2 separate regions of the Homo sapiens genome follow, and region 2 is linked to region 1. A link is an interaction called in ENCODE POLR2A ChIA-PET data of the cell type or tissue named here. Cell type or tissue: Caco-2. All regions are shown on one strand. Links, peaks and the distances in the headings refer to the core of each region. The heading gives the core; the rest is flanking DNA. Region 1 has its middle 20 kb from the start of ZNF423. Region 2 overlaps HEATR3-AS1 (HEATR3 antisense RNA 1).

Region 1 (7,648 bases), core at 2,983-5,482:
ACACACACTTTAATAAGTATCCTGGTATATTTACCCTTAAGTCTCAGGATGGAATCTCAAGAGTGCGACTGCCGGAAAAAGGGTATGTTTTTTGGTTTGTATGGTTTTGTTTATACAGGTTGAATATACCTAATCTGAAAATCCAAAGTCCAAAATGCTTCAAAATCCAAAACCTTTTTTTTTTTTTTTTTTTGAGACAGAGTCTCGCTCTGTCACCCAGACTGGAGTGCAGCGGCGCTATCTCCACTCACTGCAAGCTTCGCCCCCCGGGTTTACGCCATTCTCCTGCCTCAGCCTCCCGAGTAGCTGGGACTACAGGGCCTGCCACCACGCCCGGCTAATTTTTTTGTACTTTTAGTAGAGACGGGGTTTCACCGTGTTCGCCAGGATGGTCTCGATCTGCTGACCTCATGATCCACCTGCCTTGGACTCCCAAAGTGTTGGGATTACAGGCGTGAGCCACCGCACCCAGCCAATCCAAAACTTTTTGAGTGCTGACATGATTCTCAAAGAAAATGCTCACTGAGGCATTTCAGATTTCAGATTTTTGAGTTAGAGATGTTTAACTGGTAAATATAATGCAGATATTCCAAAATCTGGAAAAAAAAAAAAAAGAAATCTGAAACATTTTTGGTTCCAAGCATTTCAGACAAGGGCTACTCAACCTGAATTAATATATACTGCCAAGTTTCTTTTCCCCTCAAAGCCATAACAATTCCTATTTGCACCAACTATATATGACAGTGCCTTCTCCCCCAGATTCCCCCAGGACTATCACCCATTTTATTTTTGCTGATCTCATGGCATACTAGTGGCATTTTATGTGGCTCTAATTTGCATTTTTCTGGACCAAGAGTCATATTGAGTTTCTTTTCATGCATTTTTGGCTATTTGAGTTTCCTCTTCTGCAAAACACATGGTTGTATCCTTAGCTCGTTTTAGGATGTGGTCAATCCAGAAGAGCACTCTGACTATGCACTTACCTCAGTGGATCAGAGTTATTTATGTTCCAGAAGGCTGTGAGCTCCACCCGGCAGGGGCTGTATCTTATTCCTCCTGCACTAGCACCAGCACCAAGCTCAGCACCTTGCACACAGGATTTCAGGAAGCACTGAATGAAGAAAGGAGCCTCTGGCAGCCCTGGGATGCCCCAGCAGGCCCAGTCACCAGGGCAGGCTGCTGGGGGATCTGAGCACATTCTTACACTGAGGGTTATGTGTTATTTCTCCCAGCCCATGGTCACCCCTTGCTAGGACCTTTGAAGAGCTCCTTGGCAAAGCCGAGTGGAATCTCATCATGGCAAGTGCCCCCAGTGAGCCTGGGGCTCCTCTGCCTCCTCTCTCTTCTTTCCCCCAGGACAGGAAGATCCAAAGCCAACAACCCCTTGGCCATGGAGCACCCTCTCCCCAGAAGGTCAGGGAATCCATTCCCTCTCTCTCTCTTTTTTTTTTTTTTTTTTTTTTTTGAGTCTCACTCTGTCGGCCAGGCTGGAATGCAGTGGCACCATCTCACTCAATTCACTGCACCCTCCACCTCCTGGGTTCAAGCGATTCTCCTGCCTCAGCCTCCCAAGTAGCTGGGATTACAGGTGTGTGCCATCATGCCCAGCTAATTTTTGTATTTTTAGTAGAGACAGAGTTTTGCCATGTTGGCCAGGCTGGTCTTGAGCTCCTGACCTCAAGTGATCTGCCCACCTTGGCCTCCCAAAGTGCTGTGATTGTGGGTGTGAGCCACTGCGACTGGCCCCAAGGAAGCCATTCTCAAAATCCTTCCAGCCACTTCACTGCCTGCTGTGAGTCTGCCAGAGGGGGAGGGAAGGAATGAAGACCCCCCCTCCAAGTGATGACACCAAGTTGCCCCTCCCTAGGGTGTGATTTGGCTGGATAGAAAGGATCTGGTTTGGACCATGTGAGTGCCTCACCTAAAGCAAGGCCAAACTCAGCAGGAGCAGCTTCCCTGTGGCCAGTCTGATTTTTGGTCCCCGCTTAAGGAGACTGAGGGGTCGGGGGTGGGCAAATTCCTTCTTCTGATCTCCGAACGAGCATCTGCTTGAATCACTACAGACCCCCATGCCAAGCTCAGGAACATTGGAGCCTCTGCCTCACAACTGCCTGGGACCAAACTCATTCATGCAACAAATACTTATTGGGCATCTATTATGTTCCAGGCAGAGTTCCAGGCACTAGGGATACATTAATGATCCAACAGGCAAAAATCTCTGCACTCTTGCAGCTGACCTTGTCCAGCAGGGCTTGACAAATTTTTTCTCTAAAGGCCAGAGAGTAAACATTTTTGGCTTTTCAGGCCATAAGGTCTCTGTTGAACTGACTTAACTGCCTTTGTAGTGTGAAAACACCCATGCATGGGTGTGGCTGTGTTCCAATAAAACTTTATTTATGGACACTGAAATTTGAATTCTGTGTAATGTTCATGTGTCCTGAAATATGAGTGTTTCTTTTTCTCTTCCCCAACCATTAAAAATTTGTAAAGCACTCTTAGCTCAAGGGAGGGCTGTATAAAAACAGGTGGTGCCAACCTCTGTTCTAGAGGGATAATAAAAACTGAAACTTACACAGCACTTATATGTGCCAGGTACTGTTCCAGTGCTTATGTAAATTGACTCATTCAATCCTTACACAAACCCTGGGAGGCGTGCAATCATTGCTGGCCCCACTTTACAGAGAAGGCAAGAGGCACACAGAAATTGACATAAAGTTATATTATTAGAAAATTGTGGGGCCAGGATTTGCATCCAGATCCAAAGTGTATGGTTTTATACACTATTCTATACCTTTGCCTCCAAAAAAATCCAACAAAATCATAAACAGCTGTCTTTGTTTCTTTGGTTTTTTTTTTTTTTTTTTTTTTTGAGATGGAGTCTTGCTCTGTTGCCCAGGCTGGAGCGCAGTGGCGCGATCTTGGCTCACCACAACCTCCGCCTCCCAGGTTCAAGTGATTCTCCTCCCTCAGTCTCCAGAGTAGCTGGGACTACAGGCACGTACCACCACGCCCGGCTAATTTTTGTATTTTTAGTAGAAACAGGGTTTCACTATGTTGGCCAGGCTACTCTCGAACTGACCTCGTGATTTGCCCACCTCGGGCTCCCAAAGTGCTGAGATTACAGGCGTGAGCCACCACGCCCAGTCCAGCTGTCTTTGTTTAATATCTATTATGCCCAGATACTCCGAGGCACTAAATGTACAATAAAAGAAATAGACGCAAACAGCCTTATAAGACATATGACCCACTTCACAGTGGTCAGCTCAAGGAGAGGACACCCCTTCCCTGGGCCACTCTGCCCCCCTGCTCTCAGTTTCCTTGCCTTGCCCACCTTCCCTACAGTGCCCTCCAAACACCCTGCTCCACAGCCTTCCACATGCTGGCTAAGCTACAACTTGAATTCCAAAACCAGAATGATGTCGGCATCATTGTAACACACCCAGATATTTGAGGAAGAAGATTCAAAGCTAAACAGCCCAGGAAAGAGACAAAGACTAGGGAGGTTTCCAGGGCCTGAGAAAGCCTTTTGTGGGTAGGGCTGTGGTACAGGCACGGGGAGGTGGACTCTAAAAGAACCACTTCTTTGGTGTACCTCCCTCTATTCTCCCCTCTCTCCCAATGCTAGCAAGGCCTCCGGGTCTTTAAGAGGGGAAGGGGGAAGCAGGTGAACGCTTCTCGACTTCCAGAACACGGGGGAAAATGCCTCTGGCATTAAACAAAGCCTTTTTATATTTAATGCCAGCCCGGGATTTTCAGAAAACTTTCCCCAAGAGTCACTGAATGTGTGTGCACAAAAAATTACACACCAGTGTCTAAGCAGAGTTGGATGCAGAAACACGCACTTGTGCACGCTGAAACATCCAGCTGGGTCCACGCAGCCGCGGCTGCCCGCGAACCGCGTGTTCATCTGCGTGCTCGCACGCTCGGCGGGACTTGTTGCACGCTCGGGTGCAGCCCGGGCTGGGGGAGTAGGCTCCCCCAGGAATTCCAGAGCCACGGGGGGTGGGAGGAGAAGGAAGCCGTCGCAGCGGGGGTGGGAGGAAGGAGAGGGGAGGAGGGCGAGAGAAGAGGGAGCCCCCAAGCTGGAAGAACAGGGCGCAGGCCCGAGGCCGGGGGCTCCGAGGCCCCGGTCCCCAACTGAGGAGCCGCCCAGCTGGCCGAGTAGGGGAGGACCGAGCGGCGGGAGGCAGGAGTGAGATCAGAGGGTCGAGGGGCCAGCCCAGGGGGCGGGAGGGGGCAGGGACACAGGAGGGAGCTGGGCGGGGGCCGCTTAAGGGTCAGGGTGCGGCGTGGCGGGCGAGGGGCGGGAACGGCTGGCTAGGGTTGTTCCCAGGGCAAGCAGCTGGAGACCCGCCCCGGGAGGCGTCTGAGAGGGCCGGGAGGACCAGCGGTCAGCGCGGGAGCTCGGGCGCCCCCTGCCGCCAGGCCTGGGCATGGGCCCCGCAGGCCTTGGAGATCCTCTCCAGCCGGGATCCGAGAACCCAAAGCCCCGCAAACTGCGCAGGCCCAGTAGGGGCTCGCAAACCGGGGGCCCCAGGGTTCTCACTGGCCAGCATACTTGTGTAGAACTTTGTTTTTTCTTTTTGGAGACAGGGTCTCACTCTGCCGCCCAGGCTGCAGTGCAGTGGCACAAACACAGCTGACTGCAGCCTTGACTTCCCTGCCTCAAGCCATCCTCCCACCTCAGCCTCCTGAGTAGCTGGGATTACAGGCGCACGCCATCACGCCCGGCGTTTTTTTGTTTGTTTGTTTGTTTGTTTGTGTTTTGTTTTTTGGGTTTTTTGTTTGTTTGTTTGTTTTACAGGCAGGGTCTCCCTATGTTGCCCAGGCTGGTCTTGAACTCCTGAGCTCAAGCGATCCTCCCACCTCGGCCTCCCAAAGTGTTGGGATTACAGGCATGAGCCACCGCACCTGGCCTGTTTTGTTTTTTGTTTTTTAACATGAGTCCCAGTCTTTGTAGCTGGAGCCTGGGCTCTTTAGGTCACCACATCACTCCCCAAACACCCCGCTGTAAACCCAGCCCTTCTTTCAGTCGCTCACCCAGCCCCTGAAGGCATCCCCTGCTCTAATCTTGGGAGTCAGATACACCTAGGTCCTGGGTTCCAAAATGAGCTGGGCTCCTCTCAGACTGTGTCTCCCTGAGGGAGCACCATCTGTCAAATGGGCCAATTATACCTACTCTCTCAGGCTGCCTGGGGGTTTCCCAGGGAAACACAGGTAGAAGCTTCGCCTTGAGTCAGTGCCTCCCCTCAAATAAATTGGGGTGAATATTGGGCATTCACAGTGAAGACAGGCCCAGCCAATATGATGTTCAAGAAAGCAGGTGATGCTGAGACTCAGAGCAGAGAACATTAAACCTCACAGCTGGCCAGAGGCAGAGGTGGCGCCCAGACTCACATGCTCCAGCCCCCAACCTGGGGAAACTTTCCACTGTCTCAGTCCTGAAAGCCAAAGGGTTTGTTTTCCAAAGCCAGGTTCAAGCATCTAAGTCAAAAGCAGCTTCCAATTGCTTTTCCATCCTCACTTCACTGGGCACCTTTTTAATGTGCCAAGCCCTTTACCTAAGAGAATGCTGCCTATATGCCCACTGCCCCACTGCTCAGATAGCTAAGACAAGGCTCAGTGACGGAACCTACCCCAGCCACCCAGCCACCCAGCCAGCCCAGGATTCAGCCCTTCAGCTGCGCCTCAAGTTCCTCAAGATGCTCCACCCCTGGCCAGTAAGTCAGCATTCTGGGGGGAAGTGGAGAGTTAGCTTTTTTTTTTCCCCTAATCCCCAGGTAATTACAATGTGTACCCCTGGTGAGAACCACAGTACTGAATGTCAGGCAGAAATGTTCCAGTCTGGAGTTAGCAAGCGGTGGTCCCTGGGCCCAGCCTGGCTTACTGGCACATATCCTTAAATCCCCAGAGTAGTTCATAAAATTGTGAATTCATTACTAGCAGGTAAAAGTCAGGAAATTTCTTTTTTTTTTTTATTCTCTAAGTTCTGGGGTACGTGCAGGTTTATTACATATGTATACATGTGCCATGTTGGTGTGCTGCACCCATTAGCTAGTCATTTACATTAGGTATATCTCCTAATGCTATCCCTCCCCCCTCCCCCAACCCACGACAGGCCCCAGTGGATGGTGTTCCCCACCCTGTGTCCAGGTGTTCTCATTGTTCAATTCCCACCTATGAGTGAGAACATGCGGTGTTTGGTTTTCTGTCCTTGCGATAATTTGCTCAGAATGATGGCTTCCAGCTTCATCCATGTCCCTGCAAAGGACATGAACTCATCCTTTTTTATGGCTGCATAGTATTCCATGGTGTATATGTGCCACATTTTCTTAATCCAGTCTATCATTGATGGACATTTGGGTTGGTTCCAAGTCTTTGCTATTGTGAATAGTGCCACAATAAACATACGTGTGCATGTGTCTTTATAGCAGCATGATTTGTCATCCTTTGGGTATATACCCAGTAATGGGATGGCTGGGTCAAATGGTATTTCTAGCTCTAGATCCTTGAGGAATCACCACACTCTCTGCCACAGTGTTTGAACTAGTTTACAGTCCCACCAACAGTGTAAAAGTGTTCCTATTTCTCCACATCCTCCCCAGCACCTGTTGTTTCCAAAAGTCTGGAAATTTCACACCGAAATCTGGATTTCTGATTTTTTCTCCAACAGTTGGAGAACCAGAAGACACTGATTACTGACTTATGTTCCCTTTCGCTGTGTAGACAGGGACACTCAGGGCAGAGAGGGGCAAGGTGTGTCCAGATACTCCCAGGTCGGATTCCAGGTACAGAACTGGAACTCGGAAATACCCAGGTTTCCCAACTCTGGGTCCTGTGCTCATTTTTGACCCATGCAACTACCAACTGCCACTGAATCATTCTGAGATGAACCCCCCTGTAAAGAACACCCCCTTCCCGAGACAAGCAGGAGTGGTGCCTCTGTATGTCACCTAGGAAAGCCCCACGCCCAGCAAGCCCAATGGCCTCCACTGCCACATACCGTTTCCTGCTTCAGAAACTTGCAGCAGGACATGTAACTCAGAGCCAAGAGGGTGCAGCACATGAGGCCACATCTACATGGACACTTTAAACATCCTAATACCTGCAGTTGGGTGCACTGTGCTAGCTATTGGGAGCTATCAGGGGTCAGAGTGGAAGTCCACGGGTAGAAGGGGATATTCTGGGGCAAGAGGCAGGACAGACACCAAGGAAACAGATACCCAGGTGAAAACAGCCACCTTGATTCACACTCTCAGCCCCTTGGGATGACAGAGGAGGCAGGGATCTCTTTCTCCCCGTTCTACAGAAGGGCAAATTGAGGATGGAACAGTCTTAGAAAGCAGAAGGGGAGAGCTGAGAGGGACCTTGGGATCTGAACTTGTGCATGAGTGGCAGATGTGTTTCATTTCACATGCCACCTGTGATTGACTGCTATTGCCTGCCCCAGACATTGGGGGACAACCAGTTTCCAAGCGGGCCCAATGAAAAAGAGGACCAAGATCTGTTGGTCTACAGCCACAGGCTGGGGAGGGTGAATGGGCAGGGAGATAGGAAAGTATTTCAAGCCGAGAGGATGCGCCAAGGCCTGCAGGGCCCACAGAGACTGGCACATTTGAGGAGAAACAGCGTGGCCTGGGTGGGCAGG
Region 2 (6,151 bases), core at 1,184-3,683, 160 kb after region 1:
ATTATGCAACCTTAGTTTCCTCATTTATTAAGTGGGCATAATGCCAGTTTCTTTGGTACAGAGAGATAATATATAGGATACAGGCATAATGCTAATCTTCCAGGCTTATTTCAAGTCTTAAAGTGTTAATTCATGTAAAGCACTTAAATAGTGCCTAGCTGCAGAGTCAATACTCAGTAAGTGTGTTAACCCAAATCTTTAAGGGGGAAAAAAAAAACGTTGTTACAACTTTGCCCAAAGTCAACATCTTAGTTGAGATAACCATGAGGAAATTTTACCTAATCTTTTGAACCAAGCAAACTCCTGAAAACTGGACTAAAGGCAAAGAGAGGATATTTGGCCTCTCATTCTGAAAATGGTGTTTGGTGTTTTCCTGAAGAACCTCTCTGAAAACATTCAAGCTCGTGACTATCTGATAGTGCTGCTTTTTGAGACGCTCTTTTCTCCTTTAGAACTAGCCATCTTGATTGGCATTTTATAAAGATTTAACAATCCTTCTAACTGACAAATACCCTGCCCTCAGCAACTGAGGTTTCTCTCGCTTCCTGTCCTGTTGAAACCATAGAAGTTTGAGTCTTATTCTTCAGCTCTAAACTTTCTCTATGCTTTTACAAAGGGTAAGTATAATTTCTTTTTTTCCCACCAAAGCTAGGAAGTGCGTCTTGTCTGCTTCATCATGGAACACATTAAAATCTGATGTTTTTAGTGTACCACTGATACCTGCTATGCCAGTCTGACTGTATGAGAGACAGAGAAAAATAAAAAGATATTTGTTACCATATTTTAAAGGGACAGAGAAAAATAAAAAGATATTTGTTACCCTATTTTAAAGTGTGTTCATCACTTTATAGACTCACTTTTACATGGCAAGTGTTTTGCTGGGTATTAATGTGTAAGAAAATTAGCTGGGTGTAGCACACACCCACAGTCTCAGCTACTCAGGAGGCGAAGGTGGGAGGATTGCCTGAGCCTAGGAGTTCAAGGCTGCAGTGAGCTATGACTTGTGTGACTGGACTTCAGCCAGGGTGACAGAATAAGACTGTCTCCAAAAAAAAAAAAAAAAAAATCAAAATGAATTTCTGCCTCTCAGAACCTCAGAACTTGTTATCTGGTGGGGAGTACAGACCAGTGGTCAAGTGGTCAAGCAGTTACCATGCGGTTTAAGTGCTATGAAAAGTAAAAATGTAGGATGCTACAGGAGTCCATGGGAAGAGGATCCAGCCAGACCAGCTTTCCAAAGTAGGTGATTAGCAAACATCTGGTTGCCCTTAGAGGGAGAAGTTTTGCGGGGGAGGGGGCTGTGACAAGAGAAAACGGGAAGGAAGTAGGAACCAGAACATGGCATTTCACGAGGGCAATGGGAAGCCATCAGAGTGTTTTCAGTTAAGGAAGTGACAACTGGATTTGCATTTGTGATGACAGGGCAGGACCTGGGAGGCCAGTTGGGAGTGGCTGCTATAGCCCAGATGAGATATGTGGGCCCCAGAACTACAGTTCAGGGAGTGGAATCAGAACTAAAACCTTTAAAAAAAAAAAAAATCTTTGCCTGGGCTTACCCAAAAACCTCTTAGAGGGCAAATGATAGGTCAGCCTTGGCAAGTGGGGAATTTTTTTAATATTAAAAAAATAATCTGGGTGTGGTGGCTCATGCCTGTAATCCTGGCACTCTGGGAGGCCGAGGCAGGTGGATCACCTGAGGTCAGGAGTTCGAGACCAGCCTGACCAACATGGTGAAACCCCGTCTCTACTAAAATACAAAAATTAGCCAGGCATGGTGGCTAACACCTGTAATCCCAGCTACTCAGGAGGCTGAAGCAAGAGAATCGCTTGAACTTGGGAGGAAGAGGTTGCAGTGAGCCAAGATCGCGCCATTGGACTCTAGCCTGGGCAACAAGAGCAAAACTCTGTCTCAAAAAAAAGGAAAAAAAAAAAACTTTTAATGTCAAATGAATAGGACTTCGCAGAGGACAAAAGAAGAAGCAATTGAGCATAAAGCCTACCACCAGCACCACTTCTTCCATCATATTTAGCCTGTTACAGAAATAAAAGTTCCATGATCACCAATATTTGGGAACTACTACATCCTCCTCCTGGAGATTGTTCATGCTGTAAAGCATATTAAAAGCTCCATGTTGGCTGGGCACGATGGCTAATGCCTGTAATCCCAGCTGCTTGGGAAGCCAAGGCAGGCAGATCGCTTGAGCTCCGGAGGCCGGGGCTGCAGTGAGCTATGATTGTACCACTGCATTCCATCCTGAGCGACAGCGTGACACTCTGCCTCAAACGAATGAATGAATGCATGCATGAATGTCCCGAGTGGCCCTGCAGTAGAGAAACCTGTTAAACTGCCTGCTTTTCTGCCATTTCACCAAAGACTTGTTCACATTATTTGGGGGACAGAGAGTGTTTGTTGTGGTTTCTGTCTGTCCAGTTGCTCTTTTTTAATTGGAGAAGAGGCATGCAAATGTATTGAACATCCCACAGAGAGAATCACAGAGTGGTTGCCTTGCCCAGCTCCCTCTGAGCACCCGTGCTAGATTTGGGGAATGCTGGCTATGTCAGTCCATCCTCTCTCAGGACAACCCAGAAAACTTTGGACTCCTGCATTTGGGACCCAGGCATGCGAGGAGGTGGTAAAGCTGTGTTTCCGTGGCAGGGCACTCAGTGGGACTCAGTGGTGGTGGCATCAGTTTCCTCATCCGACCAGTTCCGTAAGATGGGTTTGGGCATTTTTTTTCTTCTGGAACTTTAGCCTTGAACCAGTCTCTCTAGACCACTCCAAAATCCTGAAGTACCCAATATCCTTTAAATAATTGGCTTTCAGTTTACTCAAAGTCAGCTTCTCTTGCTTGCTTGACTGCTAGAGTGGTACACAGCAGTTGTGTTCCAGGAGCATGCTGTGGAGAGTTGATCTAACAGATGAGAGTGCTTCCAATCAAGCCTCATGCCATCTGGCAGGTAAGAGAGCTCAGGGCCACGTGCAGTGGAAGGACCCAGACTTGGCAGATCAATGTGGATTACAGTCCCATTTCCTCCATTAGCCAGTGGGGCAAGTGACTTATTCTCTCTGAACCTTAATTTCATTTAGGCCTATTAGATAGCTATCTTGCAGAATAGCTAGAAGGATGAAATGAAATAATGTATGTAAAAGATAGCTTTCCAGCTTTTTTTTTAAAATCACAAACTAATTTTTGAGTCGCTATTCTGAGTACTTGTTATAGGTGTATCTTGAGTACCCAAGAGTGCTGGCATCTATGGAAGATGCTCAATTGCTGTTGAACAAATGGATGAATCTTGACTTTGGTATTGAAACTGAGTTTTTATATAAATACGTAAATACACTAAAACATAAATTTTATTTATTTATTTATTTTCAGTTGGGGTCTTGCTCTGTCACCCAGGCTGCCGTGCAGTGGCACAATCATGGCTCACTGCAGCCTCCAACTCCTGGGATCAAGCAATCCTCACACCTCAGCCTCCCAAAGTGCTGGGATTACAGGCTCTCACCATTCCTAGCTAACTTTTTAATTTTTTGTAGCGACAGGGTCTCACTTTGTTGCCTAAGCTGGTCTTGAACTCCTGAGCTCAAGTGATCGTCCCACTTTGGCCTCAGATTTGTAATTTAAGTAACGGTAGAGAAACTAAAATAACTAAGTCTATTGTAAGTTCATTAAGTAAATTAAAAAAGAAATATATCCTTGCTAGAAGATGAGTTTTAAATTCTGTCTCCTACAATTATCAGATTTATTTTTTTTCCTGACCTACCCTGAAAACCATTTAAAAACAAATTGTTCTGGAATGTTTTAAACACATGCAAACATAGAGAGAGTGGTATAATGAACTCCCATCACCCAACTTGAGCAATTATCAACATATAGCCAATCTTGTTTCTTATACAGGTTCAGAATCCTTTATCCAAAATGCTTAGGACAAGAAGTGTTTCAGATTTCACATTTTGGAATATTTGCTTTATGTTTACAGGTTGAGCATTCCAACTCCAAAACTCTCTAATCTGAGTGCTGCAAAACAAGCATTTCCTTTAAGTGTCCGGTTAGCACTCAAAACATTTTGGGCCAGGCATGGTGGCTCATGGCTGTAATCCCAGCACTTTGGGAGGCCGAGGCAAGCGGATCACCTGAAGTCAGGAGTTCAAGACCAGCCTGGCCAACATGGCAAAACCCCGTCTCTACTAAAAATACAAAAATTAGCCAGGCGTGGTGGCAGGTGCCTGTAATCCCAGCTACTTGGGAGGCTGAGGAAGGAGAATCACTTGAACCTGGGAGGCAGAGGTTGCAGTGAGCTGAGATTGTGCCACTGCACTCCAGCCTGGGCGACAGAGTGGACTCTGTCTCAAAACAAAAACGTTTTGAATTTTGGAGCTTTTCAGATTTTCGATTTTCAGTTTTGAGATGCTCAGCCTACCCTATTTCAACTTGCTCCCTCACCCCCACAAAGGATTATTTTGAAGCAAATCACAGACATCACTTGATATAGAAATCTTCCAGTAACTATCTCCAAAAGTTAAGAAAAATTTTACATATAACTACAATACTATATCATACCTGAAACGCTAATAATTTTGTAGCAATTTTATACCAAATATTCTGCTTAAACTCCTCCAACTGTCCCATAAATGTATCCTTTAGAGTTGGGTTATTTGAATTGAGATCCAGAAAAGGATACTTGAATAGTAGCAATTGCACAACCTAGGACCTAGGTTTCTGAAATCCCTGTTTCTGAATTCTATCTGATTACATATGTGAACTCAATTTATGCATATGGAATACACTTTCAATAAATGACATACAGTTAGTGGATGGATGGGTACAGACATTTTTTTTAAAAAAAGGAGAGAGATAACAAAATGACGTACAGTGACTTCTGCTGAGATCTTCCACAATAAACCAGCAGCATTATCATGGTGAACATCACTACCATCTCTTCACGTGCTAACAGCCACATGGGAAATGGGACTCCAGCATGCAAGGCACAACGCATCCTTAGAGAGCACCCAGTCCCGATGACAGCATGGGGTTAGGAAGGAGACCATGAGGAAGAAAGTGGAATGGGTATGTTTAAATGTATGCAGCGATAGACAAAGATGTTGGACATTAGGGGAAAAATAATGACAAATTGATGGAAAACCAGGATAAGAAAAAAAAGGCGATTACTAATTCCAAGAACAAAGAAAGGAATTGTGGTTTAGTGGGCTTCTTAGTTCAGCAGTGAGCAAAATTTGCATTGTCCTAGAAATTTAGAGTGATTTAATAGAGAATTCCGGTACAATTTTGTGGGGCAAAGGAGAAATGTGGGAGAGAGTTTTGGAGAGCTAAGTCCTTACCTATCAGGCCAGCAAATCAAAAGATAATATATGATACTGATAAATCAGAAAGCGTGATAGCTTATCATTTGGGAATACAGAGATAATAACAGGAGAAACAGAAGGGGTCGGAGTGTTTACTTCCCATAGAGGGCTTGGGATTCTAGAGAAGGCAAGAACCTGCTGTTCTGTTCTTTTCTTCTTTCTTTTCTTTTCTTTCTTTCCTTTCTTCCTTCTTTTTCTTCTTTCTTTTCTTTTCTTTCTTTCTTTCCTTTCTTTCTTCCTTCTTTTTCTTCTTTTTTTTCTTTCTTCCTTCCTTCCAGAATTTCTTTCCTTCTCTTCTCTTCTCTTCCTCTTCTCTTCGACTGCGTCTTGTTATATTGCCCAGGATGGTCTTCAACTCCTGGATTCAAACGGTCCTCCTGCCTCTGCCCCCCAAGTACTGTGATTAGAGGCATGAGGCACCACACCTGGCCCTTAACTTTTTAAATCATGTATGCACGTGAAATACTTTTTTCTCAGTGAGGTGCCTAAGTGTGAGTTTGCTAGGTGGAGTAGTTTATTTCACAAGTGGGGAAACAGGTATAGAAAGCATATTGCCCAATTTGGGAACCCTTCCCCTGCTCTCATATTTAGTCATTTTTCTATGTTCCTCCTTTTACCTGGTGTTATCTATTAATTAAAACTTTGATTTCCTTAATTTACTAGCTCTTAGTAGCTCTATCTGATAGTAGCTACTAGCTGATAGTAGCTCTATCAGCAAATTCAGTAGGAGACAGTGTATTGCAATTATTACAAACTAAACTCTGGAGCCTGACTATGTAGGTTAAA

The links. Peaks named below come from ENCODE experiments on the same cell type or tissue, not always from the same donor. Only the 100,000 strongest peaks of a DNase experiment are listed, where the experiment ranks them.
Region 2: POLR2A ChIA-PET joins it to region 1 with 5 read pairs; 3 of 35 experiments call an interaction of 5 or more read pairs at or near these places.

What each region holds. Positions count from the first base shown.
Region 1 is chr16:49,872,426-49,880,073 of GRCh38, forward strand. No RefSeq gene overlaps it. Among named protein-coding and RNA genes, the nearest start is that of ZNF423, 20 kb to the left of the region's middle. RefSeq lists a silencer at 4,332-4,491. In Caco-2, for the core only: a CTCF peak has its summit at 4,436 (motif pointing left); a DNase peak (open chromatin) is centred at 4,336.
Region 2 is chr16:50,037,983-50,044,133 of GRCh38, forward strand. It overlaps HEATR3-AS1 (HEATR3 antisense RNA 1), which reads right to left. Exons shown (of 3, transcript NR_186390.1): 3 at 5,858-6,151. Among named protein-coding and RNA genes, the nearest start is that of CNEP1R1, 16 kb to the left of the region's middle. RefSeq lists silencers at 1-102, 402-602, 2,062-2,262. In Caco-2, for the core only: no CTCF peak of the experiment used is centred there; a DNase peak (open chromatin) is centred at 2,259.